Regions from separate parts of the Homo sapiens genome. Here region 1 is linked to region 2. Evidence: chromatin loops called from intact Hi-C (ENCODE). Cell type or tissue: endothelial cell of umbilical vein. All regions are shown on one strand. Each heading gives the region's core, and the rest is flanking DNA. Links, peaks and the distances in the headings are about the cores only.

Region 1 (15,606 bases), core at 5,012-13,011, 48 kb after region 2:
CAGACTAACAGCGGATCTCTCGGCAGAAACTCTACAAGCCAGAAGAGAGTGGGGGCCAATATTCAACATTCTTAAAGAAAAGAATTTTCAACCCAGAATTTCATATCCAGCCAAACTAAGCTTCATAAGTGAAGGAGAAATAAAATCCTTTACAGACAAGCAAATGCTGACAGATTTTGTCACCACCAGGCCTGCCCTAAAAGAGCTCCTGAAGGAAGCACTAAACATGGAAAAGAACAACTGGTACCAGCCACTGTAAAATCATGCCAAATTGTAAAGACCATCAAGACCAGGAAGAAATTGCATCAACTAACGAGCAAAATAACCAGCTAACATCATGATGACAGGATCAAATTCACACATAACAATATTAACTTTAAATGTAAATGGGCTAAATGCTCCAATTAAAAGACACAGACTGGCAAATTGGATAAAGAGTCAAGACCCATCAGTGTGCTGTATTCAGGAAACCCATCTCACGTGCAGAGACACATATAGGCTCAAAATAAAAGGATGGAGGAAGATCTACCAAGCAAATGGAAAACAAAAAAAGGCAGGGGTTGCAATCCTAGTCTCTGATAAAACAGACATTAAACCAACAAAGATCAAAAGAGACAAAGAAGGCCATTACATAATGGTAAAGGGATCAATTCAACAAGAAGAGCTACTATCCTAAATATATATGCACCCAATACAGGAGCACCCAGATTCATAAAGCAAGTCCTGAGTGACCTACAAAGAGATTTAGACTCCCACACAATAATAATGGGAGACTTTAACACCCCACTGTCAACATTAGACAGATCGAGACAGAAAGTTAACAAGGATACCCAGGAATTGAACTCAGCTCTGCACCAAGCAGACCTAATAGACATCTACAGAATTTCCACCCCAAATCAAAAGAATACACATTTTTTTTCAGCACCACCCCACACCTATTCCAAAATTGACCACATAGTTGGAAGTAAAGCTCTCCTCAGCAAATGTAAAAGAATAGAAATTATAACAAACTGTCTCTCAGACCACAGTGCAATCAAACTAGAACTCAGGATTAAGAAACTCACTCACAACCGCTCAACTACATGGAAACTGAACAACCTGCTCCTGAATGACTACTGGGTACATAACGAAACGAAGGCAGAAATAAAGATGTTCTTTGAAACCAATGAGAACAAAGAGACAACATACCGGAATCTCTGGGACACATTCAAAGCAGTATGGAGAGGGAAATTTATAGCACTAAATGCCCACAAGAGAAAGCAGGAAAGATCCAAAATTGACACCCTAATGTCACAATTAAAAGAACTAGAAAAGCAAGAGCAAACACATTCAAAAGCTAGCAGAAGGCAAGAAATAACTAAAATCAGAGCAGAACTGAAGGAAATAGAGACACAAAAAACCCTTCAAAAAATTAATGAATCCAGGAGCTGATTTTTTGAAAGGATCAACAAAATTGATAGACCACTAGCAAGACTAATAAAGAAGAAAAGAGAGAAGAATCAAATAGATGCAATAAAAAATAATAAAGGGGATATCACCACCGATCCCACAGAAATATGAACTACCATCAGAGAATACTACAAACACCTCTATGCAAATAAACTAGAAAATCTAGAAGAAATGGATAAATTCCTCGACACATACACCCTCCCAAGACTAAACCAGGAAGAAGCTGAATCTCTCAATAGACCAATAACAGGATCTGAAATTGTTGCAATAATCAATAGCTTACCAACCAAAAAGAGTCCAAGACCAGATGGATTCACAGCCAAATTCTACCAGAGGTAGAAGGAGGAACGGGTACCATTCCTTCTGAAACTATTCCAATCAATAGAAAAAGAGGGAATCCTCCCTAACTCATTTTATGAGGCCAGCATCATCCTGATACCAAAGCCTGGCAGAGACACAACCAAAAAAGAGAATTTTAGACCAATATCCTTGATGAACATTGATGCAAAAATCCTCAATAAAATACTGGCAAACCGAATCCAGCAGCACATCAAAAAGCTTATCCACGATGATCAAGTGGGCTTCATCCCTGGGATGCAAGGCTGGTTCAATATACGCAAATCAATAAATGTAATCCAGCATATAAACAGAACCAAAGACAAAAACCACATGATTATCTCAATAGATGCAGAAAAGGCCTTTGACAAAATTCAACACCCTTCATGCTAAAAACTCTCAAGAAATTAGGTATTTATGGGACGTATTTCAAAATAATAAGAGCTATCTATGACAAACCCACAGCCAATATCATCCTGAATGGACAAAAACTGGAAGCATTCCCTTTGAAAACTGGCACAAGACAGGGATGCCCTCTCTCACCACTCCTATTCAACATAGTGTTGGAAGTTCTGGCCAGGGCAATTAGGCAGGAGAAGGAAATAAAGGGTATTCAATTAGGAAAAGAGGATGTCAAATTGTCCCTGTTTGCAGATGACATGATTGTATATTTAGAAAACCCCATTGTCTCAGCCCAAAATCTCCTTAAGCTGATGCGCAACTTCAGCAAAGTCTCAGGATACAAAATCAATGTACAAAAATCACAAGCATTCTTATACACCAATAACAGACAAACAGAGAGCCAAATCATGAGTGAACTCCCATTCACAATTGCTTCAAAGAGAATAAAATACCTAGGAATCCAACTTACAAGGGACGTGAAGGACCTCTTCAAGGAGAACTACAAACCACTGCTCCATGAAATAAACGAGGATACAAACAAATGGAAGAACATTCCATGCTCATGGGTAGGAAGAATAAATATCGTGAAAATGGCCATACTGCCCAAGGTAATTTATAGATTCAATGCCATCCCCATCAAGCTACCAATGACTTTCTTCACAGAATTGGAAAAAACTACTTTGAAGTTCATATGGAATCAAAACAGAACTCGCATCGCCAAGGCAATCCGAAGCCAAAAGAACAAAGCTGGAGGCATCACGCTACCTGACTTCAAACTATAGTACAAGGCTACAGTAACCAAAACAGCATGGTACTGGTACCAAAACAGAGATATAGATCAATGGAACAGAACAGAGCCCTCAGAAATAATGCTGCATATCTACAACTATCTGATCTTTGACAAACCTGAGAAAAACAAGCAATGGGGAAAGGATTCCCTACTTAAGAAATGGTGCTGGGAAAACTGGCTAGCCATATGTAGAAAGCTGAAACTGGATCCCTTCCTTACACCTTATACAAAAATTAATTCAAGATGGATTAAAGACTTAAACGTTAGACCTAAAACCATAAAAACCCTAGAAGAAAACCTAGGCATTACCATTCAGGACATAGGCATGGGTAAGGACTTCATGTCTAAAACACCAAAAGCAATGGCAACAAAAGCAAAAATTGACAAATGGGATCTAATTAAACTAAAGAGCTTCTGCACAGCAAAAGAAACTACCATCAGAGTGAACAGGCAACCTACAAAATGGGAGAAAATTTTCACAACCTACTCCTCTGACAAAGGGCTAATATCCAGAATCTACAATGAACTCAAACAAATTTACAAGAAGAAAACAAACAACCGCATCAAAAAGTGGGCGAAGGACATGAACAGACACTTCTCAAAAGAAGACATTTATGCAGCCAAAAAACACATGAAAAAATGCTCATCATCACTAGCCATCAGAGAAATGCAAATCAAAACCACAATGAGATACCATCTCACACCAGTTAGAATGGCAATCATTAAAAAGTCAGGAAACAACAGGTGCTGGAGAGGATGTAGAGAAATAGGAACACTTTTACACTGTTGGTGGGACTGTAAACTAGTTCAACCATTGTGGAAGTCAGTGTGGCGATTCCTCAGGGATCTAGAACTAGAAATACCATTTGACCCAGCCATCCCATTACTGGGTATATACCCAAAGGATTATAAATCATGCTGCTATAAAGACACATGCACACGTATGTTTATTGCGGGACTATTCACAATAGCAAAGACTTGGAACCAACCCAAACGTCCAACGATGATAGACTGGATTAAGAAAATGTGGCACATATACACCATGGAATACTATGCAGCCATAAAAAAGGGTGAGGTCATGTCCTTTGTAGGGACATGGATGAAATTGGAAATCATCATTCTCAGTAAACTATCACAAGGACAAAAAATGAAACACCGCATGTTCTCACTCATAGGTGGGAATTGAACAATGAGAACACATGGACACAGGAAGGGGAACATCACACTCTGGGGACTGTTGTGGGGTTGGGGAAGGCGGGGGAATAGCATTAGGAGATATACCTAATGCTAAATGACGAGTTAATGGGTGCAGCACACCAGCATGGCACATGTATACATATGTAACTAACCTGCACATTGTGCACATGTAAAACTTAAAGTATAATAATAATAAAATAAAAAAAAAGAAAATGGAAATTAGTTCAACCATTGTGGAAGACAGTGTGGCAATTCCTCGAAGACTTACAGGAAGAAATACCATTTGACCCATCAATCCCATTACTGTGTACATATCTAAAGGAATATTAATCATTCTATTATAAAGACACATGCATGCATATGCTCATTCCAGCACTATTCACAATAACAAAGACATGGAATCAACCTAAATGCCCATCAATGATAGACTGGATAAAGAAAACGTGGTACATACACACCATGGAATACTGTGTAGCCATAAAAATGAAGAAGATAATGTCCTTTTGCAAGGACATGGATGGAGGTGGAGGCCATTATCCTTAGCAAACTAACGCAGGAACAGAAAACCAAATACTGCATGTTCTCACAAGTGGGAGCTAAATGATGAGAACACATGGACACATGGGGAGGGGGAAACAACACACACTGGGGCCTGTTGTTAGGGGGCATGGGTGAAGGGAGAGAATCGGGAAGAATAGCTAATGAACACTGGACTTAGTATCTGTGTGTTGGGATGATCTGTGCAGCCAATAACCATGGCACATATTTACCTATGTAACAAACCTGCACATCCTGCACATGTACCCCTGAACTTCAAATAAAAGTTGGAAAGAAAAAAAAAGGGTGGGGGGGGGGTAAGAAAAGTCAAAAAATAGCAGGCGCTCATGAAGTTGCAGAGAAAAAGGAATGCTTATACACTGTTGGTGGGAGTGTAAATTAGTTCAACCACTGTGGAAAGCAGTGGCTGATTCTTCAAAGGGCTAAAAACAGAACCACCATTTGACCCAGCAATCCCATTACTGGGTATATGCCCAAAGGAATAGACATGGTTCTATTATAAAAACACATGCATATATATGTTCACTGCAACACTGTTCACAATAGCAAAGACATGGAATAAGCCTAAAAGCTCATCAATAGTAGACTGGATAAAGAAACTGTGGTACATACACACCATGGAATACTACAAAAGCTTAAAGAAGAATGAGATCACATCTTTTGCAGGAACATGGATGGAGATGGAGGCCATTATGCTTAGCAAACTAACACAGGAACAGAAAACCAAATACTGCATGTTCTCACTTATAAGTGGGAGCTAAATGATGAGAACACATGGACACGCAGACGGGAACAACACACACTGGGGCCTATGGGAGGGTGGAGGGTGGGAGGAGAGAGAGGATCAGGAAAAACAACTAATAGGTACTAGGCTTAATACCTGGGTGAAAAAATAATCTGTACAACAAACCCCCCCGCCTCCATGATACAAGTTTACCTATATAACAAACCTGCACATGTAGCCCTGAACCTGAAGTAAAAGTCAGAAGATGAAGGGGTGGCCTGCCCCTCCACACCTGTGGGTATTTCCCATCAGGTGGGACGAGAGACTGAGAAAAGAAATAAGACACAGAGACAAAGTACAGAGCAAGAACAGTGGGCCCAGGAGACCAGCGCTCAGCATATGGAGGACCTGCACCGGCACTGGTCTCTGAGTTTCCTCAGTATTTACTGATTGCTATTTTCACTATCTTGGCAAGGGGAATGTGGCAGGAGAACAGGCTAAGAGTGGGGAGAAGGTCAGCAGGAAAATATGTGAGCAAAGGAATCTGTGTCACAAATAAGTTCAAGGGAAGGTACTATGCCTGGATGTGCACATAGGCCAGATTTATGTTTCTCTCCACCCAAACATCTCAGTGTAGCAAAGAGTAACAGAGCAACATTGCCGCCAGCATATCTCGCCTCCAGCCACAGGGTGGTTTTCTCCTATCTCAGAACAGAACGAATGTACGAGCGGGTTTTACACCTAGACATTCGTTCCCAGGGACATGCAGGAGACGGAGGCCTTCCTCTTATCTCAACCACAAGAGGACTTCCTCTTTTACTAATCCTCCTCAGCACAGACGCTTCACGGGTGTCAGGCTGGGGGACAGTCAGGTCTTTCCCTTCCCACGAGGCCATATCTCAGGCTGTCTCAGTGGGGGGAAACCTTGGACAGTACCCAGGCTTTCTTGGGCAGAGGTCCCTGCGGCTTTCCACCGTGCACTGTGACCCTGGTTAATTGAGAATGGAGAATGGCAATGACTTTTACCAAGCATACTGCCTGTAAACATATTGTTAACAAGGCACATCCTGCACAGCCCTAGATCCCTTAAACCTTGATTCCATACAGCACATGTTTCTGTGAGCACAGGGTTGGGGCTAAAGTTACAGATTAATAGCATCTCAAGGCAAAACAATTGTTCAAATACAGATCAAAATGGAATTTCTTATGTCTTCCTTTTCTACATAGACACAGTAACAGTCTGATCTCTTTTTCCCTACAGGAAAAGTCCCCCCCAAAAAACCAGCAAAGTATTGTGATTACAGGTGTGAGCCACCACGCCTGTTCCACAAAGCCCTAAATATGCCACCTCTGGAAATTGTCAATAATCTTAACATTTTACAGTGGTACCAAAAGTCAGTCAGTTTATATCCAGTAGCTGCCTAGATACCAATGTCTGCCTATTACTCTAGTGTATCTATCAATGCAGGAGAAAGACAGTCTTCAAAATGGTCAAAATGCCTCTCATAAGAAATAGAAACAGTGGAAAAAACTATTTCAAAGGTAAGAATTTAAATGAATTACTGTCTGAAAATAGAGAAAATATTAATAGAAAGATTACTAGTCCTAGGGCTAGGACTACTTGACCTAAAATTTTAGCTTACTACATTTAAGTTTGATCCTGGCCAAGCTGCTAGACTTTTCCAGTTTTCAGTTTATTAATCTTTAAAATAATATGCCTTGCAACCTCCCACCCCTGCCCTTCTCCCCCACTCACAAAAAGACTGAGTTACAGTTAATCTGCTATTTCCCTGTCTTATGTCAATACTACAGGTTTATTAAGTCTATCATGCGTACCTCTTCTCAGAAAGGTCCTAAAATGCAACTATGCTGCAAAACACAAATTCCAATAATAAGATGAGCCAAACGCTAGGCTACCTAACAAACTGGGTGTACCAACATTTGACTGTCCTCTCATACCTATCCCTATGACCTCTCAATAGAATTGTTTTTTCTCCTCATTGGGAATCTGTTTTCAAGCTTAGTGGTAACCAAACAATTCCAATAATTCTATGTTTTCAATCACATGTTAGGGTTACTTACTATACCAGGATTTAAAGTACTCCAATATGCCAAGATTTAAAAAATAAAATAAATCCAGGTCTAGACTGAATATAACTTTCTCCTGTTTCTCTGATTTTAGAGACCTGTAGGAAGGACAATGCGGATACAAGTATAGAACTGTCATATAAAGGTGCTTTGCAAATCCATATAAATTCAACTAATATTTACATGCCAAATATTGTCCCAGCCACTGGCGATATAGCAGTGAACAAAATAAAGACCCCATTCCGTGAAGGTTTCATTTCAGTGAGGGAAAATGGATAACAAAATATCTCTAATAGATTTTGTGACATTCAAATTAATATACTATATGAAAGTATGGTATAATGATGAAGAGCACAGACTATAGAGCCAGACTGCTGAGATCAAATCTTGGCTCTTCCACTTACAAGTAGTCACAATTACTTGTGATTCCAAGGTCACATCTATATGATCTTGGGCTAATCTTCCTATGCCTGTTTCTTCAACTATTAAATGAGAATAGTAATAGTACCCACTTCATAAGCTGCTGGGAAAATTTAATGAGTTACTGAAAATGTGGCACACCCCTTTACAATATAATTTTGCTGTTCTTTTTATCAAGATGTGGCATCTGTTTCTCTATACTTTGTATCTTGGTATGGACACGCGACTTGCTTTGGCTTATGAGAAATGTAGCCTCTCACACCTCCCATCGTGAAAAGCATAAATGACTGACACTCTCGCTGCCTCTGTCACTGAGTATGCTTTGCAAGGCCTGAGTGTGGAGGATAAATGGAATTCCAGTTAGCTTGGCCAAAACTTTCTTAGCATCGTGCAGTAGTCCAAGATCCTTTCAGCATATACTCCCCCTTTTTTTCTTTTCTTTTGATATAAGATTTTTATTGAGACACAATTCACATACCATGCACTTTGCTCACTTAAACTATGTAGTTCAACGTTTTCAGTATATTCCAAGAGTTGCGCAGCCACCAGTACAATCAATTTTAGAACCTCGCACTACCCCAAAAGGAAACCCCATACACATGAGCAATCACAATCACTCCCTTTTTTTTCTTAATATTTCAGTCCTAAGCAACCACTAATTTAGTTTCTGTGTAGATTTGCCTAAACTGAACACTTCATACAAATGAAATCATAAAACATGCTGCCTTTTGTGACAGCTTCTTTCATTTAGCGTAATGTTTTTGAGGTTCGTCCATGTTGCAGTATGTATCAGCACTTCATTTCTTTTTATTGCCAAATAATATTTCACTGTATGGATGTACCACATTTTATTTATCCATTCATCAGCTGATGGATATTCAATATTCCATTCTTTCCTCTCTCCTTCACAAACGCATGGTCTACATCATGGTCTGACTCTCTCCAGACTTCTCTGGCTCCCTCCCCAATTTCCCTTCTAGGTACTCCCCAGTAAATCTCTTACACATTTAATCCTGTCTTGGTGTCTGCTTCTCAGAGGACCCAGACTAACACAAGTGGTACCAGCAGTGGTCTGACAACACAGGTGGTAAGAGGAGAATCTGGGACTGCCTCACTCATTGCCCAGGAGGATAGCTTCAGTCCAGGAGTTTGAGGCTGTAGTGAGCCATTACTGCACCACTGCACTCCAGCCTGGGCTACAGAGCAAGACCCCTGACTCTAAAGAAAACAAAATGTTTTTTTTTTTTTAAAAAAAAGATAATTATGTTCCAGGTCAAGATGTTTTCCCCCTTCCCTCTCTCCTTCCTTCCTTTCTTTTAAAGAAATAATTTAAAAACAAAAGACAGTGGGATCTGACAAAGATTTCTGAAAAGTCCATTCAGCATCCCCATAATGTAAAAGTGAAATAAGGAAGTTTTTGGAATCTACATTTACAATGTCAACAACATTTACTGAGAACCTGTTATACACACAACACTGAGATATATAAATAAAAAGAAAATACAGAATTTTCTTGAAATAATTTGCAAGTTGGGAAAGGGGGAAAACATGTATGACCTCATATTCTTTCATAAAACATTTATTGCACCAACTATAAACCAGGCATTTTGGAGGGCACCAAAATGGCTAAGAATGCTCTATGCCATTAATGAGGAAGCTCACAAATGAGAAAGAGAGTGTGCATTTACAACCAGGGTGGAATCTTCCAGGAGGGTTCTCTACTTTCAGTCCAGGTTCACTATTGCAACCACTGGGATTTCAGAAAACAGCTATGACTTAGCATTTATTTTTTATCTGTGTTTGGCAAAGAGATAACCCAGCCTTCATTCATAACTGGCCTATGTTGTAATTATATGCCTGTTTGGTCATCTCAAACCAGGTGACCACAGTGTGTGACTACCTAGGACTCTAACTGATGACCAGCTGGAAGCTGCAGCTGCGGGAGAAAGCTCAACCACTTAGATGTGTGAGTCACAGGCAGAATATGATGCCACCGCTCTGGAATCTTCTGGCTCCCTGTGTGCTTGCAACTTGAAATTGAAGGTGTTTACTTTAGTCTATAAAACAAACCCCTTATGGCTAATGCACAAGTTACCTTCACATTAATCTCTCTTCTTATAAACCCTAGTTGAGACCAGTTGGTATATCACTTAGGCACTCTAAATTTATGCTTCAGAAATCTGAATGCAAAAAAACATTTTAAGTCCTACAGAAGACCCATGCTTTTAGAATTTCAAGAAGGCATGAAATGAAACATCCTGTCTTTCTTGGACTTTGAGACTCTAATTTATAATCTTCAGACATCATACAGAATCATTCAAAAAGGCAGATATTATCTGATTAGATGACTTAAATATCTGGTATATTTTACTGTTCTGATGCTAAGCAAAATATAATTTTTACTGGGAAAAAAATGATACAACTAACACAGAATTTCATATGATATTCTGTAGGTCTCCAAATGAGGATATCACCTAAATCACCAAGAGGAATGATTTAGAAAGAAAGTCCTTCCAGAGAGAAAGCCCAAGAGCAAGGGTTCCTAGAGAATTGTTTTTTGTTTTGTTTTGTTTTGCTTTGTTTGTTTTTGTAACATCATCATATTAGGGGACTACAGCCAAGTAAGCCTGCGAAACTAGAGTTTATTTGCACACCATGGCCTTGTCTTGAAGATTCACAATAAACATGAGTATATTAAAAGCCAAAGTCTTTTAAGTAGTAGTCCTAGAATAAATCAACCTCCTTAACATTTCTAAAGCTTATTTGACTATAGAACCTTTTTTTTTTTTTTTTTTTTTTTTTTTCAGATCGTACAGACTAGCATGGATTGAACTAACATTCTCTGGACCTCACTGGAGAAACATATACCTAGAGCAAGGTCTAGCAAACTTTTTCTAGAAAGGGGCTTATAATACATATTTTAGGCTTTGAGGACCATACAGACTCTGTTGCAACTGTTCACTTCTCCTGTTGTAGCATGAAAGCAGCCATAGCTAATACATAAACAAATGGATAAGGCTATGCAATCCAGCAAAACTTTATTTATAAAAAAGAGGACAGGCTGAATTTGGCCCACAATTAGCTCACTTTTATCTGGAAAAAACTAAAACCTTAGGAAAAAGACCTCTATTTGTCAAATCACTGTTAGCTAAGTTAAAGGCCTCCTGTGATTCAGTAAGAATTTTAAATGGCAACATTAATGGTGGTGGAAATAATAATAATGATGATAATAACAGCAACAGCTACAGTTACTGAACATGTTGCTATTCAGTGCAGTAAAACATACATTTTCCAATTTCATCATTAAAAGAAAGCCTCCTGGGGTATGTGTAATTATTATCTCATTTTACAAACAAGAAAACTGAGGCTGAGTGAAATGAATGGCCCTCAGTGAATGACACCTCCTTGTATCCCCAGGGATGACAGTGCAAGGAGTGAGATGGACAGCATAAAATAACTTTTTTTCTCCTTCAAATTATATAATGCATTCTTTTTGCATTATTTTAGATTTCTCAAAAAAGTCTAGTATAAATTCAATCTAAGGCAGAAGCTAGTAGTGTTTCATCCACGAAGAGGCAATAAAAATCACCTACCAGTCACTTGTTACCTCCCTCTAGATCCAGTCATGGGGGCTGGTACATAGTAATAGCAAAAACATGTATTGGACACTCACTATGGGCTAGATATTGTCCTAAGTGCATGGAATCTAATAACCCTTTGAATCTTCTCAACTGTCCTAAGAGATAAGTACTATTATTATCCCCACTTTCCAGGGAGAGTATGGGGTGCAGAAAGGTAAGGTTAGTTACCCTAGACATGTGACCAGTAAGGGGCAGAGCCAGGATTTGAACCCAAGCAGTGTGTCCCAGGATCTGCACACTTAACGACCACTATACATGGTACATAGTACTCATGGTTCCTCTGATTTCAGGCTACCTCTGCTCTGACCCTCATTTGCAACTAAAGTGAGCCTAGACTCTGTTTGTGCAGCACCCTTGTTCTTCCCTTGCTAGGCCAGTCCTGTCACCAACCACCAACGGAATCTGAATGTGAAAAGTAGGGAAGTAAAGCAAGAGTTAGGTGTAGAATAGTGGGTTCTATTAGCACTACCACAGTTTCTGAAAACAGATAAAATTATCATCCGTTGCTAGACCCAATCTCAGGCCATAGCTAAACTGAGTCCATAAGCACAAGCTGATTGGCCTTTATTCAAGATCACACCAAGAGTCCCTAAAGTAATTTAAAACTTGGCAAATAGCACAGTTACTAACTGGCAATAAGGAAAACACACTCGCTGCTGTAGATCTCCTTAGTTGCCCTTTATATGATATCACCTTTTCTTCTTTATCTTTAACTCCTAAGTCTGGGGTAACAGGAGTTGGGGATCTTAGGCTGTCTATGTCACATAAGAAACACAAGTGTGAACACAAGTGCAGATCCCAATTCAGCTTTTAATTGAAGAGGAAAGCCACCATGCCAACACCGGAAGCACAGCGCCGTGGAATGACCTGCCTAGACGGGAGGGAAAGCCCGGCGGTGCCCCCCTTTGAAGTCCAGCTGCCTGAGATTCACTGGCAGCCGACCTTCAAAGAGAGCCGATGCTTCCTTCCCTCAGCCTGGCTGCCAAGCTTCCCGGGCAGCTGGGCAGATTTAGCCACTCTCTCCCCAGCTGTCTGTGAACGCTGGCAGCCAGTTCAAGTGACGGATAGAGAGGTGGTAAGGAAGGGAGGGTGAGGAAGCAGAGGAGAGGGTGGCGGGCCCAGTGGCGCCAGGGAAAAGAGGATGCTGGGTTTCCTTGGAGCTGACCTTATCAAAGTCAGTCAAAAAGACAAAGCTTCCAAAGGGAGTACAATCCAACTATACGACAAAGCAACTTTCCAGAGAACAGGGAGATTTCAAATACACTTTCCTTCAAAAGCTGAGTGAATCTGAAATGTACTCATCTAAAGATAACCCAATTGCTGCAGAAAATAGTCCTATCTCTACATAGGGATGTGAGAAACAAAGTCAAGGTCAAGCATCAAAATGTACAAATTTTTGACTGATTTTTATTTTCCAGCAGCATGAGTTCACACTTCTTAGAGACTTTTGGGGGTTGTTTGCTGACTTTGTTGTGGCAACCCTTCTGTTCCCCTGGCAGCCAATTGCTGAAACAACTTATCTGTTTCTGCGCCTGTGCAGCAGATGCTTGGACAAGACTGGCTTATTTAACATAAACATTACCAATGTGCTGTTATGTTTATCCTGTTGAACCCACATGCTTGGAGTAGGGAATAGTGAGTGTTATCAGCTGCAGGTACAAAGGGGATGCAGAGCAGTTCTGTAAGTGACCACAAACTCTCAAAAGAAGTCTACTCAATAACAAGACTTCAAATTTGGTAAAGTAGGAGACAAAGTGATGAGAATATAGGTGAATGGAAAGAAGAACTGAAGAGGTATAAAGAGAAAAGTAAATCATCAGATTTTCATTGTATATGAAGTCCTCTGGCAGCTATATGGCAATGAAGGAAAGATAGATTAGAAGCCAAGGAGAAAAAGGATCATACATCTCAGGAAATCTTTTCTCTGTTTAGTACAATTTGACTAAAAAAGGAATGCATGGATGAGCTGGTACACTTGACAATATGAACAAAAGACCTACATATTCGTACAGACCATCTTATTAAGTCACTAGCTACAAATTTATCTTCCCTATTCTTTAGATTGCCTTGAAACTGTATGACACAGCATCCAGCACTAAGTTCAGTGATACTAAACACATCCAATCCAAAACTTATTATCTAAATTTAAAAGTATAATGCTGATCTTATAGAAGAACAACCAATTAATATTTGCTAAAATTCACTCATTCTACAAACATTTAGGAGCCCTTGTTATGTGCAAGGCACTATGCCAGGTGTGGCAGATGTCAAGATCGGTTAAATGGCTCCTTACCCAACAATGAGATCTGTCTAGAAAGGGAGGCAAACATTCAAAACAAATATCTACAATAAATTGTACAAAAAAATGGCAATATCCATAAACTGTATAGTAAAAACACCAAGAAAAGGTCAACTTTATCATGGTAGTATAATATTAATAGGTTCAGAAGGAATAGAAGATGGGAAAAGAAGTCAGGTAAAGCCTGGTGAGGATGCTGGATCACAGTCTTTGAAAGTTAAGGAGGAGATCTCTAGGGATACAAGGAAATACTACTCCACTAGAGGACACTGAATAGAAAAGTCTTAGAAGTGTGAAATAGCACCTTACTTTTGGATCTATAGGTAGGACTCAATAACAGACCAGGAGCAGATAAAACTGGAGAGCCAGAGATCAAACCATTAGTGGCTTCATATGCCCTTCTATGGAGTTTAATTTTTCAACTTGTGGGTAATGTTGATTTTTTGAAGGGATTTAAGGACAGAGGAGTAATATTGTCATAAGAGTATTTTAAAAGATCACCCTGCAGTGGTGGGAAAGATGAATTGGAAAAAGGAAGACTGAAGACAGGGAGGATGAGTCAAGAAACATCTGCAGTGTTCTAGGTGAGGGCTTGAGCTGTGTCATTAATGGAGGAGTAGGTAAGACAGCAATTTAAATTGCAGTCGGTGGCTTTGGTATGGGCAGTTCCAGCTAATTTGTGAAGTGGATGTTGCAAATATAGTCTACTCTGGGTAGAAACCTGGCAATAAAAAAAGTTAGAGTTGGAGAAAGCTTTTGTTAAATAAAATAAATAAAAAGCAGAAACTTGAGCATATTTTCTAGGAGCCAGTAGGGATGAAAAGGATAAAAATACAGGAAAGGGAGTAACTGATAGAATTAGGGCTCAAAGGAAGCAGGAAGGACATAATCAGGCACGCAGGTGGAAGGATTAGTGGGGAACTACAAGAGAAAGACCTCTTCCTTGGCGACTGCAGGGAAGGAGGCTGAGAGACCACAGCAGTATGCGCACAGAGATACATACAAGGGCACAAAGTCTACCAGAAGTCCGGCCTATTGTCCCTATTTTTCCAAGTAAATGAGAGGAGATAATTGAGTAGGAAATGGGGGTTGTAACGTAAACCAGAGAAGAGTTGGGGAAGTTTGAAAACACCCAATGAGATGAATGACAAGAATTAACTGGACATAGAAAAAAAGAGACTGCCAAGGCCAGGAAGGCCCAAAAGAAAATAAAAATCATAAATCTGGAATGGCACTACCCTGCAAAACTGTGGGCTTTTTTTCAGGTCGGACTTAAGAGCCAGAGCAAGGAAGCAAGGAAATCATATTACTGGGATAGTCGAGTAGAAAACAGAAAATAAAGCACAGTTTAAAATCTTGGTAAAATATGTATTACAGAAATCAAATAATCCTTTGCCTTTTCTCCGAGTACTATGTTCTGGAGTTAACTGGTTTAAATTTGCATTTTTGGCTCAAAAGTCAAAACCGCAGTCAGTATAATGCAACTTTAACTTTTGTAATGCTCTATTACAAAACTAAAACCATTTTCCCTTTTTAAAATCACTTTGTTAAAGAAAGTGCCCTCATAATAACAAAAAATGAGTATAAATATTTTGTTTATTATGAGGACTGTATTGTTTCAAAAAAGCAGGAGTTCCAATTTACTCACTTGAGAAAATCAATTTGAAGCAAATGTTTATTGGTTGCTTTCTGGGTCCCTGGC
Region 2 (15,606 bases), core at 4,855-12,854:
GATGTAGGACTTCTTAGGAAGATAAAATAAACATATGAAAAGCCAAATAACACTAAAAGATTAATTTCATAAATCAAGATAAGAAGAAACTAAATAAGGCAGGAAATAATTAACTGTGAGATAATTTGTATGGCCAGTAACTATTATGGCACTTAGAGGAAGATAGCACTTCAGGCTCAGGTGGTTGAACAGGTCTTTATGAAAGAGATGGATCCAATTTGTGAAAGCTTAGGAGGTAAAGAAGGTTATTTTCAATAAGCAGAATGGGTTAAGTACAAAAATGCAGAAAGAAGAAAGTTCAATGGGTATTTGGGGACAGGATTGAACCAACAGTAATCTCAAAAGATCAGAGCAGGAAAGAAGTAAGGTGTAAAGCTACAGGGGTAGATTTGATTTGGACTGTACAGAACCTTGAATCTCTGGAAAGACAATTGGACAGTGGGAAGCTTATGAAGGTTTGGAGGCTGTAGCAACATGAAAAGCTAATGGAGTTAGGGATTAAAGCTGTGTATAAGACAAATAGAAGTGAGGTGGGAGAAAGGGAGTGACTTGAGACTAAGGTGCATAGTTAGAAGGGTTCACAATAATCCAAGAAAAAATCTTTTTTGGAAACTTTAGTTAGGACGGTGTTAGAAAAAAATGAAAAAAATAATTAAGATAGATATGCAAAATGTTTTCTATGCTGAAGGAGCAGACCAAATAGAAACTACACAGATGATAACAGAAAATGAAATTCTAGTCAAGGTACGTGCTATACTATTAGCCAGTGCTGCTTGGCTTTCTTCTGGTACCTACTTCTCAAAAACTCTAAAGACTTTTATTCATCTTCTAGTGATATCAACACAAATCTAAATGATGGCCACATTCTGCCTTGTGTGAAACCTAATCCAGCCTGGATTCTGGTCAAAGTGCCCAGTGTTGTACATTAAGCCAATATTGAGAGCAGTGGTTTTAACACTGGGTTCCAAGGTCCACTGAGCCCCCGAGTTCCCCTGAGGCCAGCTAGGAAAACTCTAGTTGGAGACCAAGCAGAAAGGGCCCCAGTCTTCCTCCCTATTTCAGTATAGAAGCTCAATTTTTATCAGCTTTATACATCTGGATTCTGCATCAGCTTTTCTGTTACTAAAAAGAAAACATTTTTAAAACACTAGTAAAATCTCTCTGAAGACAAAGAAGCATCCAGGCCCAAAAGACCTTCCCAATTTTATATCAATTACCCCACCCTGCCTCTGAACCCCCTCTGCAGGTCACTAGCTGGATCACAGTCACCTGGGCCTGCTACAGGAGGTTCAGGTTTATGCGACTTCAGGGGATCCAGTCTGTCCTTCTCCAGCTGTTTCCTTGTACTCCGTTGGCGGGGCTCACGGAACATAGGCAAGGCATGAGCTACAAGAAGTCACATTTGAAAAATTTCATTATAACAATAACCTTCCCATCCAAAAACATAGTTAAAGCATGACTAACTGAAAGATGAAATGGAAGTCATAATGACAGTCTTGATCTGATAATAAAAGACAGTCTTACTGTAACCAATTAGCCAATTTTGCTTGAGACCAGACTCACTGGTCACCTCTCCTGGCAGCTAACAGCACTCAGGAAATACTGTCAAATATTGTCATGGAAACATCGGTGAGGCTCCCCATCTCCCAAACCATGGGTAGCAGTTAAAACTTAATTACCGTGGTTTTGAAAAGAAACACATATTGGGACTGCCTCTTATTTTTTCTTACAGGACCCAAATGTGAATAATGCCAACAGCTTGCTGTCAGCCCTGAAGTTTCCTCAGATGTCTCATAAACACTGGAATCACTTCACACGTTTCTGAAATGTGACCACCTCTCAGGAGGAGTTGACAACACTGAGTAACCGGAAGGGAGGAACACTTATCCCACTGAAACTGGGATAAAGGTTGCCATGAATGCAAGAGGTGCCTAAATCTCTTGGCATGGGGACTTAATGGGGCCTTATCCCTCCTGCTATATGGTAGCAAAATAAGAAAATAAAAACCAAAGTAATATGCGTTCAATTGCTGTTACTGTTTACTCAATGTCAAAATTAAATTTCAGAATATAAAAGATTATAAGAATTTAAAAAGGAAAACAGTATAATATTCTAGGGGAAAAGGAAAGAGTTATTAGGGGAAGTATTAAATAACTCCCTTTTTTTGCCCCAGAAAAGTACTAGCAGTTTCTTTTGACTCTTACGTGCAGATTAAACCCCCTTTAAAAGAAACTTTTCCCGGGGGACCAGGGGAAGGAAGGGAAAGGTTAAAGGGAATTTATAATATCAATAAAATGTCTATAACACCTCAAAACCTCTTCCAGTATCCCCTCCTACCTTCTACCTATACTGCCAACTGAGGCCAGACCATATCACTCACCAGTAAAACATGCCTGCCTTGAGTCAGGGGAGCTGAGAAACATAGCCACCCGTCACTCAGTTGGGCAACACAACACAACAGTATTTTTAGGAGGGGGAAAATAGCTTTTCACTTCAAACGACTGGAGGAATTTAAGTAGGCCGCATGTAATTACATGAGCTAGACTAGTTATGACACTGACTTTAACACTTCTACTCTTGCAAAAAGTGTCATGGGATCTCTTTACTGGTCATAAGCTCCAAGGGACTTGGTCTCATATGAGACCCACCACCAGTGAGAAAACCCAGCAGTACAGCGCCCCCTGGGCTCCAGACTGAGTCACTGATAAAGTCCACAGGGCCATCCACTAATGATAATCGCTGTAGCATCCATTATTTCTTTCCTAGCTGTCACCTGTTGCAGGTTTGAGATTGTGGCTCTGGGAACACACATCTGCCAGATTAATGAGGTTGTGTGACATACGTGAGAGAAACCACTCTGCCCTAGTAAGCTTTCTACTCATACCCCAGGTAGTTAATTTTATATACAAATTCCTGTGGATCAGTCTAGCACATGGTCATAGAATTTCAGAGAAAGCTGGAAGAGACCCTTCCTCTGGTCGCCACACTTCCCTGATTAAAAGTTAAGTTGTTCAACATCACATTGCCACTCAGTGGTGGAACTGGACAAACCCAGGCCTCCTGATTCCAAGACCAGCACTCTTTCTTGTTCACACTTGGAATAGACTGTTACTCTTGAAAAAACTGCTATAAAGTAATGTATTGGACTCGAACAGGCTTTTCCCTTTTGGGTTGAAAGCTGCATGAAATAACCCTGTCCCTGTGATGAGTCACAGAAGCCACAGAGGTTAGCTGTTACATGACTCGTAGTCCTATCCACATGAATGGGCAATTTTGTAATATATGCCTGAATTCTGAGGGCTTTCTCTGTCTCTAAAGCTATGCAATCAAAACCACATGAGAGTAGAAGAGAGATGCATGATTGAGAGGCATGTTAACGACTTACGGGTGATGATGTAGTCCTGAGTTAGAGTCTCAGCTTGTTTTGCCTTCCGCTGGGTTTTAACCACACATAATTTTGCTCCCCTAACGGGTGTAAAAGCAAATTATTTTCTTTACTTGGTCTTAGAAACAGAAAATTTCATGTTGAAAACATGAGATACTTTCAGGAACATACTCTGTGCATGCACTCCATCTACACAAGTACTTGACTTTCTGAGGGATGGCAACAGATGGGCTCTCAGTGATAAAAGCTTAAACTTATGGAAAAGCAAGTCTGTCAGTCAGTGGTTATTAACAAGCAAGAGGGTTGGAGAGGTAACAGGGCAACAGGACACAAGTTTACAAAACCTATAGGAATAATGTGAAATTTTAAGATCTTAAATAATAAAATTACCCAACCTTTTCACTCTAAAGGTCACAGGGTTAAAATTTTAGTTTATGTCTCAGACTAAAGCAACCTGGGTGGTCTACACCCCAAATGGCATATGTCCACTTTTCAAATACAAGAGTACAAGTGTCTGGAACTGAGTTGGCTTGGCAGTGTTGCCGAGGGGCTATGGCCCAAGAATGTGTGGGATTAACCAAAAATGTGCTTAGAACATTGCACTTCTCCTTAGTAGTACAGAGTTATCCTTTTCAAGAGAAGCAAATACAAATAAGTAAATTTCTTAAAGCAAAGCTTCCACAGAAAGTGCCTTCTAAATGGGTGCTATCAAATGAGGCTCATCATTTTCTCAAGTGAAACAGACTCCCATCCTAAGTACATTAGCATTTTTAATTTCTTTTTTAAAAAACAAATAAAATCCTATTTGTTTTCAAATACCATAAATATACTTTATTGTATAAGGCCAGGATTCCAACTCTAGTCCAGGAAGCTCTGAAGGAAGATGGGGCTGTCTGCTTCTATTCAGAGCAAAATTATGGCCAATGAATATTCATTAATAGAGGCTGGCTTTCCTTTCCTCAAAGGATGTGGGACCTTAAAACAGGTTTATATGGGACCCCAGTAAATTTCACATGTGAATTTTAATGCTAGTTAACCAAGTCTTACTCTAAAGAAAGCTTATCAGTCACTGTACTTTAAGAGAGAGAAACAAAACCATCTTTTCTGGGTGATGACACATATCCATCTTTGTGCCTAAGCAAAACGGAAATAACTGAGGAAATGACTGAACCTCTAGTTACGTTTTCAGACTTTTGAAATACAGTGGTATGCTTAAGTTTGAAACTTGGGTGGGCATGGGGGTGGAGGGGAAACGTATCTGTGCTGTCCCTTTCTGCGGACAGAGAATAATCTTGCCAAACATCCAAACTGCTAGAAGCCAAAAAAGAAAGAAGCAAAATGGACAAGCTGATTCCATTTCCTGTAAGTGGTTAGTTCCCTGCTTTGTTAAATCTCTTACATGTATCACTGCTAATGCCTCTGTCCAGGGTGGTATGCAAAGTGGGCAGAACGTTTTTCCCCCTTGCACTCAACATTTCAGCTAAACAACTGCAAATTCCCAGGAAACTTTCGCTTTGAATTCAGTGTGGATCAAGGGCAATATTCAAATCCTTTTTAAAGCACAATACCAGGAGTTTGAGGCTTTACTTTGTTCCAGCTGCATTTTCTAAATGGGTGGATCTCCATCAAAGTGGGAAATAAATAAAAGCGGGGGTGGGAGGGAAATCCCTCCCCCCAGTTGTTGTCATCCATCTAAAACAGGCAATACTTATGAAATACCTCTGACTCTTGTTGGGGTCGTAATAGACTTTAGCCAATCCATTTCCAGTTCCAACCATGATCTGGTTCAGCTTTGGATGCCACAGGCAGCGAACAACACTCTGCAAAGGAAAAGCGCAGTGGTTGACTAAAGAGGCCAGATAAAAATGGAAACAATCCTGCTGGTACTTTGATGGCTAGTCTACTATATCAAATATCATCCTGATGGTTTACCTCTAACTTTCAGACATTTTCTTTTAAACCATAAAGTTGTGTTCCTGAAGTAAAATTCCATTCCATCACTTATTATCTGGGTGATACTCCATAAAAATAAAAAAGATGTTCTCTTCCTGACATTATCTCCCTTTCTGGACAGCCCTGAAACCACAAAATTAGGTTTCCCAGGTCCATTACCACGTGAGGCTGGCATCATGGAATGCTAAATCCACATAACTCAGTTACACTTACCACTGAAGCGAATTTCATGCTCTTACACACATACAATATGTCCCTCTGGACAGCAGATTGAGACCAGGTGGTTATTGTTTTTAGTTCACAAAGATCCAAATCTCATAAAGCTTTTTCAGAAACAATGCACATTTGTAGGCATTTAATAATGTCTCCCTATCTATGAGATAAAACAGCAGGACAACAGCAGAAGTAAAACAGAGATACAGAATACAAAGACTTGACATTAACCTAAATGAAAAGCTGTTTAAGAGAAGGTTCACTGGAAGTTATGATCCTATGAATTCATTACTGGTAAGGAAAATAAGTGGTGCTCTGGGGCTGAAAAGAACCACAAGTTCTCAGTGAGAACTATAACCTGTTTTTAATTTTTGTCTGTGGTAAGAGGGCAGAGGTGGGAGGGATAGCGTGGACAGAATTAAAGGGAAAAAAGATGAAGCTAATGTTAGTAAACAGAAACCCCATGTACTAGGTTCTATAGAACTCACTCTGATAGAACAAGATATGAGTGGAAGCATTAATTCAATGTTTATTAATAATCTATCACTTGTCAAACTATATATAGGGACTAAAGGGGAAAAGGGTATGATTAGATATTAGCATTTTATAGTTCTAGTGGTAAAATGAAAATCATGACTACGTCTCCTAAATCTACTTTGGGCTGAATTTCTTTGGTTCCTTGTCTCTACTCATTCCACTCTTTTGTTAAGACAGAATATCTTGAAATCTCTCAGATCCTTTTTGATAGAACATTGATTCCCAGCTGGGCATGGTGGCACGCGCCTGTAGTCCGAGCTACTCAGGAGGCTGAGGCAGGAAGATTGCTTGAGCCTAGGAGTTTGAGGCTTCAGTGAGCTATGATTGTGCCACTGCATTCCAGCCTGGGTGACAGAGTGAGACTCTGTCTCTTAAAAAAAAAAAAAAGAAAGAAAGAAAGAAAGAAAAAAACAAAGAAATAAAAATTCTGACTCCCATGTGAATGGCAAAAAAATAGGCCAAAAAAAAATAGGTAAATGGCTGCAAACCCTTACCTGAGATTCCAGAGGAACTAAGGAGAAAGCTGAAAAGAGTCTACAAGACTTTTATTTAATTCATATCTGATTTAACAGACTTACTCTAGAAGAGTGGTTCTTAACCTATGTACCACTGAAGAGGAATGGGATATTGTACAGAGAAAATCAAATCAGAATGGCTGTGTTTTCCCCATCAGCTGGGGGGAAAATTAAGTTAAAGGGGCAGGTTTTCACAACTTTAGGCTTGCTTTCCACAATTTTTCTCAAATCTATGGTGCCTGCTACCCAGGCTAGCAAGTTCTAAAAGATGATAAAACAAATATAATAGTGAGTAAATATTAACAGAAAAACTTGAAAAAATAAGATATATTTAATTTGATAGTTTGGGTATTTTTTGGGGGGGGGGTTGTTGTTGCTTTGTACCTATGCTTGTAAAACCTAGTTTATAATGCATACATATAAAAGTCACATTTTCTCCTAATAAAATTGCTCCTGGTTGGGAAGATGTAATTAAGTATATCAATAGCTCATGGTCTACAAAGTGCAGCTTCTAGGTGCTCCACCACTGAGACTAATTTGAGATAGACCACTGGAAATTCCCAGATGGCCACAGCCAGGTATATGGAAACATAAGGAGAGTCACAAACATAACTTCATGAAGTCATGTTTATGAAACCCTATGTAGAAGAAATCCATCTGAGCCAAGACTCATCTCTTTTAGTCTTTGCTTAAATGTCATTGCTATCTAAACCACCCAATTTAAAACTGTGCCCCAGAACTCCCCTTAGTCTGCTTTTCTTTTTTTATAGCATGTATCATCTTTTAATATAATATATAACTTATTTATTAATGATGCTGATTGTCTGCCTTCCCCACTAGAACACATATTTCATGGGCAAAGATCTCAGTCAGTTTTGTTTGGCAACATATCCCAAGTGCCTAGATTAGTGTCTGGTGCTCAAAAAATGTTCACCAAAGGAATGAATTAAAAGCTACAGTTCACCCATGCCTAAATGGATTGCTTTGCTAGGTAGAGCTGGAGACAATTTTCAAATTAAAATCATTACTCCATGAGAAATAATTTGATTTCCTCATATCATTATTATACTCAGGTATCCTACAAATGTAGCAGGGTTAGATTCCTCCTAATGTGGTCCTAGAGAGAGAGAATGTACATGAATCACAGAATAATGAAAGCGGCTGTCAAAGGCTTTCAGAAATCTCAGCCACCCATAAATGGCCCAGGACAATATTAAGGGCACAGTATTAGAGTTATTTCTCTTTCTTGGTTCTCTAGAGGTCTGGCTCAGCAGTCTAAGATTACTAGTTCTCAAATATGTTTTCAAGTGAGCAGGGTGCAGAATTGGAAAAGATCCACAATGTAGGCCTGATAAATTCCAAGACATCCAGCCAAACAGGCAGTTTCCAGGGGCAGCAGGTTACTGTTACTCTCTCCCTCTTCACTGAGGGTGTAAATGTTAGAGAGAGGCAACTGCCCAAGCCAACAGACCAAGGTCCAATTGCTTTCCAGGGAGTCCAAGGACACCTCACCTCTATTCCTGTTCACATCCTGTACCCTCCAGAGCCTTTACACACACATATAGCTGATTAGTATATGTTCTTACAGAGAAGCATATTTACCCTCCTTTCATGCCGAAACAGGGAGAGGCAAATAAGACCCCTTAAACTAAACAGTCATTCCAGAGCCCCATGCACTGTGGCAATGAGTCACTAAGCAGCAAATGAGAGGCCAGTGAGCAATCTGATTTAGGCAGAGGATACTTAAGGCTCAATTACCCTAAGACCAGTTATTAATCAAATACTACAAGGATTCTAAAACACGAAATGAAGAAACAAAATTTAAAGCCAAAGGTGGGTGGGCCTTTTTTGTTTATTAATATTTATTGTGTGTGTTTAGCTAACCTTTGTAAACTTTGCAGCTAATGCGGCTCCACATTTTATCCTGTCAAGGAAATGCATCTTATAGCAGAGAGCTGGCTACCTGCCAAACCAAACAATCCCTGAGACTGCGGCAGGGCTGGGAAGCAAGCTGAGCTGCCACGCTGCTAACTTGTCAAACATACATACCGGCTTTGCTTAACAACAATGCGACACGTGCCTGCTAGAAGCCTAAGGAACCAACATCAGAAGACAGATGAGCTATAAATACTTAGAAAGAGTACAATCCCTCGATCAACCAACCACCCCAAACTTTCTTCATCCTGTTCTTGAAGAAGTGCTTCTTTACTGGGAGCGTGACACATTCAGACCTAAGGAGTCACTGAGAAATGCAGCAAATAAAGCATAGAGAGCACATTTGAATAAAAGGACCAGAGAACCAGGAAGGAACATCAAGACATGAGATCTACAGAATCAAAGAGAAAGCCCTCACATTATATCATGAGATTCCAATGGCAGAAGGCCACTGCAGTGCAAAGAACTAGGTTCTGAAATTAGTCTGCATATTTTAATAAACTTATTTGCTTAATTAAATTGACAAAGTGTTTTATTCTTACACTAATCTACTTCATTTCCTAAAACATGTGGGTTCACTAATGGCTTCCTCTAGCTGCCAAAGTTGAACTTTACATTTCAGCACAAAATGAAGCTTATTCTTTTAAACCAAAGCCCATTTTCATTTTAACCCTTTAATTTGGTAGTGGAGGGTAACCACAAATTTGCCCAAAAATAAGAGACAAGAACTGGAATAGGAGACCATAAGCATGACTAGAAGGAGTTACAAGACCTTAATGTGCTCAACAGAGAGATTTTTTTCTTCTCTGCAGAGACCAAAGAAAAAAGAGAGGGGTAGGCCGGGGAGAAAGAGAGCACGATGTCGAGCTAGCAGTGTCAAAATTCCAAAATAGGAATTTTGGAATTACCCCTTAGCAAAAGTGAAAAGACCACAAAAATTTCCAAATAATTTATTTCTGTGGTTATTTTGTTTACTTTTAGAGGAACCAGGGAAGCAAATAAGGGGAGGAGGAGAAGGAAACCAAAGAGAGAAATGATTTACATTTTAGGACATGGTAGAAAGGGAATTATTAGGTACTGGAACTTTATATTATTTAATATAATTGAGTCCTCACAAATACTACAAAATTAATAATCTCATCCCATCTCACAGATGAAGAAACTGAGGCTGTAGAGAGTGGTAACTTTCCCAAGGTCACATAATAACTCGCACATAGAGGAGCTGGGTCAATAAGCAGGTTTCTCCAACTCCACTGTTCATTCCCTTACTACTTAACCATGCAAAGCCCTATTTGGAAAGATGGGGCAGAAAGAAGGTAGCTGACATTTAATCATATCCAAACCCACCTAACCCAGTAGAAACCTTAGCAAGTTTGTATTAAAAAGGAGTTATTACTAAAATCATTTTTTTAAAAAGCCCACTAGTTCCCAGTTCACAAATGTTACTATAAAAGAAATCAATGCCTGCGTAACATCTTAGGGATCTGCAATGCACATATCTAAACAACGCCCTTATTCTACATGCTAAAAGAAAGCCAACAGCCTTCATAACTTTATACCTTAAACATGATTATGTTGAAACTCCATTTCCGGATCCTCCACAGCTGCTGACCCATACTGTAAACCAAACTCCATCTGGTTTTTTCACGTTTGGTTTTTGTCATATAGTACAAGAATGGATAAGCTAATGCAGTGATTCCCTGAACAAGCATTTTTCACAATTTTCAAATGAAAAGCCTGACACCTGTCCGTGAAGGAGTCTGTTACACAATTTTGCAGACTTGTATAGAGGCAGTCTTAGAGTTACAGACATCCTTGGGACTATCCAACACATTTGAATGGGTGTGTGTGTGTGCGTGTGTGTGTGTTTGTGTGTGCAGATTCCAGACACTAAGAAAGAAGATCAAGATGTGAACCCAAAACAAATAAAAAGAAAACAGATAAAAACAAAAAAAATACTGGAGAAAGAACTTTCTTCAGACTTCCACAAGCCCAAGATATTCTTCACAGAGAAAGAAAAACTGTTTTCTATATTAAAATATTGGGCCAGGGAAGTATGAGAGTAAAATGGGAATTGTTTCAACTTTTCCAGGCTATTTGTCCTGTCTTTGTTCCCTCCACTCTCTCCCAAAGCCTTGCTTTTCTCAAACTTGGGATGGCCTTGCCACATGCATGGGCCACAAGACTTGGCTTCATCCCTCTGAAGTTCAGGAAGCAAACATGGTGAGTAAGCCCCAGTCTCCAATAACTAAGACTCATCACCACCTCCTGATCTCTACAGATATCCCCTCAATGGAAAAGTTTAAAGGCAGACATTTTCTCTACACATCTTGCTAAGTGAGCATATGCCTCTCCTTTTCCCCTCCTCCACATTCCTCCAGTTCCAAGGAAATTCTACCATGGGCCAGACTTGTGGCAACTGTCTTTTTTTTTTTTTTTTTTTTGCCAGAAATCTTCTCAATCTTCTCCCTTCCCTATCCTGAAAAATTCTCTAATAGGCCAGATAGGAGTGCAATGGTGAAAAGAAAAAATGCCATAGTACTTTCATAAATGTGGGGGCTGCTGCAGAAAAACCAAGTAAGGGAAAGTGTTGCTTTGCACCTGTCATACACATTTGATACAGATGCATATATTATGCATTTTAAAAACTGGCATCTAATTATCAAATTAATTCCCAGAAAACTCATGGAAAATGCTTTTACTAAAATAACTCATTTACAGTCTGTGCTATAAAATAAAGGTAACCACTAAAGCAGCAAAAATCTGGAACCTGGTAGTCATCCTTGGCACTAAATGAATCCCATCTGTATCTGATAATAAACCTGCTTAAAGAATTTCATCATGAGAAAAAGTTCTCAGAGAAAATGGAAGGTCTCTTGGGAAGTAAAATTAAATACAATTTTGTTCATCTAATTCAAAACAGTAAAAGTTTGCTCCAACCCTGTTACTTGAGAAGAATTTGTGAAGGCAAAGAAGGCATAAGTAAAGACTGAAGAAAGTCTGGTAATTATTCTTATTAATGATAGTCTGTGAGTAGGAAACAAACAGGAGACTGGGAACAGGAGTCCACAGGGTGAGTGACCCAGGTGGGTGGTCGTCCTGCAAGGCAAATGACCCCAGAGGTCCCACCTCATGGGATCCACTTAGATGCAGCAGAGCTTCCCACTGGTGGGCACAGAATGGGATACCAAGATATGGTAGGTGTATCAAGATATGGAGCCCCTCATGCCTAAGAGGAGCCTGGGGCACTGGGGCTAGTCATTTCTAGAGAAGAGGAGCCTTATCTGTTTATATGACATATTATCATTTATTATGGAGACCAGGTTGTGAGAAGGCATGGGAAGCACTATATGGCTATTTCTCTTCATTTAAGACCCACAGTGTAAACCCAACTCCACCTGGTTTTTCTATGTTTGGTCTACACAGACCTGGGCTCCTTTACATTTCTTCATTTATCAACAGAGATAGGCATAAAGATAATGACCATCAATCCTATGTTTATATAAATAAAACAGTAATGCATGAAACTTTTTAAATCTCTAACTGCTAGATAAGAAATATATGTAATCAGATCTTGGAAATCATTAAGTATGTAAAACCAAGAAAACACAGGAAAAGCTGAATCTTCCTGTATAGACGAACTACGCAGGATATGTAAAATATTATTTATCTTACTATAGTACAGGTAAAGATGTTTTAAATATCATACTCTTTTATTCAGTCCTTTGGGGGTCTCACAACCCATCCTCCTACAAGACCACTATCTATCATTTCCAAAAAGGAAAAATACTATCCCGGGATGCATTTTAATTATAGAACTTGTTCTTCCCCACACTATATATAATTGTGAAAGTTTGGCCAGAATTCTGATAGAACAGCTGGAAAACTTGTTACCAAAGATCATTCATCAGATTCAGGCTGAGGGAGAAAAACTGTCAGAAAATCCTACAAGACATAAAGTCCTTCACTTGGTCCATCAGTGGGATGTGATACGGTGCTAGGGTTAGACAATGGAGCTCTAGTCATTACTGTATTATTTGTTTACACATTATGAAAAGAATAGTATCATTCTGAACATTTTTAAACATCTACAAATCAAGTTCTCTTTTTTTATATTTTATAGAGGAAGTATGTTTCTCCCTAGTGAATAAGTATTACCTAATAATAATAAGTAAATATAACATTATAATAATAAAATTAAGTACTACCTAGTGGCTGATTCCTTATCTAGCTTTGCCATTCATGGCAATCATGTCTACACAAGTTTAAATACCTATTAAATAAATTTAAATATTTATTAAATAAAATATCAAACTTTTGTGTAGAGAAGGGGAAAAAAGTTCCTGTTTAATCAAAAGGGATACACTGACTATTTCTATTGTTTCAAAGGACTAGAAATAGAAGCAGAAAAATCTTCATTTGCAAATGCTGGCACTACTAAGGAGTGGATGTTTTTTAATATAGCTTGTAATGGGGTTAAATGATACTAGGAAATGGATAAACTATTAAACTGGATAAGCCCTCCTTTTGATCCTCATTCTTTTGCTCGCGAAGTCTAAGGCAGCACGTGATTGGCCCTTCATCTCACCCTGTAACTTCCCAAATGAGATCACTGTTAAATAGGTGGTCATAGGAAAAGACACTTCACTGCAGGGTTTGAATCTGGATTCCTACAGTAAACGTTATTTCAAAGAAGAGAACATAGAATAGAGAATCTAAAAAACTGCATCTGAATCAAGAATCTGCTAGTTACAAAAAATTTATAAAGTTATTATTTTAAGAGAGAATGAGGCCAGGCGCGATGGCTCACTCATCGCCTTGGGAGACTGAGCTGGGTAGATCACCTGAGATTGGGGGTTGGAGACCAGCCTGGCCAACGTGGTGAAACCCTGTTTCTACTAAGAAAAAAAAAATTAGCTGGGCATGGTAGTGCACGCTTGTAATCCCAGCTATTAGAGAGGCTGAGGCACAAGAATCACTCGAACCCAGGAGGTGGAGGTTGCAGTGAGCTGAGATCACACCACTGCACTCCAGCCTAGGCAACAGAGAAAGACTATGTTTCAAAAAATAAAAATAAAATTAAAAAGTTTTTTTTTAAAGAGATAATAAAGATGAGAAAAACAAAGTGATAAGTACTATATCACATCAGTATTTGTCCCCTATTCTAATGAAGAGTAATGATTAGACTTCTGATAAAATAAAGTGTCAAATTCAAACAAATAACTTTTGCTTCAAAGCACAGAGTATATTTTACAAAATAGATCCAGGAAACATATCATATTCATTAACAGTGTAACAACCAAAACAAATTATATTCACTAGAGTTTAAATTACCAGTATTTTAAGCATCTGCAGTAAATCTGTGTTTCCTCTAATGAACCCAAAACCTGGCTATTTGCAATGAATCTGAAAAAAGGATCATCTAAAGTTTTAAAGTAGTAGACAATTAAAATAAATGTATACTTCTTTTATCAATCCTAAAAGAAAATGTGGCCGGGTGCGGTGGCTCTCGCCTGTAATCCCAACACTTTGGGAGGCCGAGGCGGGTGGATCACAAGGTCAGGAGTTCAAGACCAGCCTGGCCAACATGGTGAAACTCCGTCTCTACTAAAACTACAAAAATTAGCCAGGTGCGGTGGCAGGTGCCTGTAATCCCAGCTACTCAGAAGGCTGAGGCAGGAGAATTGCTTGAATCCAGGTGGCAGAGGTTGCAGTAAGCCGAGATCGTGCCACTGCACTCCAGCCTGTGTGACCGAGTGAGACTCCGTCTCAAGAAAAAAAAAAAAAAAAAAAAGAAAAAATATATGCACTGAAATTCCAAATTGATTTTTAAAAACTATTAACCAAAAAATAAAAACTTGAGAAGGTGGTAAGGAATAGGCCATTACAGTTAGTCCCAACAAGAATATAATAGAATAAAATGTAATAAAAGGTAAAGCAAAATTAATAAATACATTTTCACCAAGCATCTACTATGTGCCATGTATTACATTAATAAACATTAGTAATATGATGATGCCCTTACCACCCACATGACACCATCAGCCCTGAGGAGACCCTTACTCCAATTTGGTCACTGGAGAGTTTAGAAATGGCTGAGAAGAGAGTATCAAAGACAACAGAGGTGTGGAGAAAACAAGATCCACAAGGAAATGTTAACAAACAAAAAGAACAAAAGACTAAGTTTGGTTCCCTCAGACAAAGACAAGACTGAACAGTAACTTTATAATCTTCAAGGAAACAGAGGATGTTAACCAGCTGTTCTCCAACTCCATGAGGACCAGAGCAAAGGATGTAGGCTCTAAACATGAGAATGTGAGGCTAAAAATAAAGAAAAAAATGATCTGACGGTAAGGGATTTCATACACAGAAATGAACTCTTTAGGGAAGTTGTAAAATCTGTTAAGTCTAATTTTTATACAGGAGAGTTACGTCGTAGTGTGCAGGTAGGCAAGAGGAATGAGCTCTGGAAAATAATATTGAGAAACTGGGCCAAGTATGCTTAATACCAATGGCAGCTAATTAAGCAAAAGCCAGTAGCTCTGCCTTGTGGCACAGTTATGTCAAGGGAACATACTGCCCAAGTAAGAGGGGTGACTCATTCTAGGAGCAATGACATTATTTTATTTCCTACCATATGAATGTCCCTCCAAATGTGCAGCTAACTTAGAAGCTTCCTCCTAAGCACATTTGCTATAATCTGTACTGTTTCATTTTGTTTTTTCCATCACCATTGTAGACAGTAGAAACATACTCCATTCAGTCTCTCCCTCTGAATGTTGTTTAAAAACCAGGACAGAAGGCATAGGGTTTTTCAGAGACCTACATACTTTTCAGAGACCTATCTGAGGACTCTGAAAAGTAAACAGTAGTAGGTGGATTTGGGAAGAAGTCCATAATTCAAAGTATCAGTCAAGCAGAAGTGAGTTACCATTTCCCCAACTCTAGCCTCCACCAATAATAATAATAATAAATAAATAAAAACAAAAAATCTATGGCAAACAAAACATCAACATTTTAAATAAAGACGGGATCAGTCCAACTGAGTTTTCCTTTTGCCTTAGGCTG

What was found. Hi-C counts contacts between places; a loop is a spot of excess contacts. Peaks named below come from ENCODE experiments on the same cell type or tissue, not always from the same donor. Only the 100,000 strongest peaks of a DNase experiment are listed, where the experiment ranks them.
Region 1: it touches region 2 in a loop (2.2-fold over the local background); 4 of 110 quality-filtered maps call a loop at or near these places.

What each region holds. Positions count from the first base shown.
Region 1 is chr5:37,663,007-37,678,612 of GRCh38, reverse strand. All of the region lies in intron 10 of WDR70 (WD repeat domain 70), which reads right to left. Among named protein-coding and RNA genes, the nearest start is that of GDNF-AS1, 170 kb to the left of the region's middle. RefSeq lists an enhancer at 9,792-10,086 and a silencer at 12,552-12,846. In endothelial cell of umbilical vein, for the core only: no CTCF peak of the experiment used is centred there; DNase peaks (open chromatin) are centred at 9,932 and 12,472; H3K27ac peaks cover 1,111 bases.
Region 2 is chr5:37,710,714-37,726,319 of GRCh38, reverse strand. It overlaps WDR70 (WD repeat domain 70), which reads right to left. Exons shown (of 18, transcript NM_018034.4): 14 at 5,105-5,205; 15 at 3,386-3,465; 16 at 1,270-1,386. Among named protein-coding and RNA genes, the nearest start is that of GDNF-AS1, 120 kb to the left of the region's middle. RefSeq lists an enhancer at 1,089-2,288 and a silencer at 8,439-8,733. In endothelial cell of umbilical vein, for the core only: no CTCF peak of the experiment used is centred there; a DNase peak (open chromatin) is centred at 8,579; H3K27ac peaks cover 1,790 bases.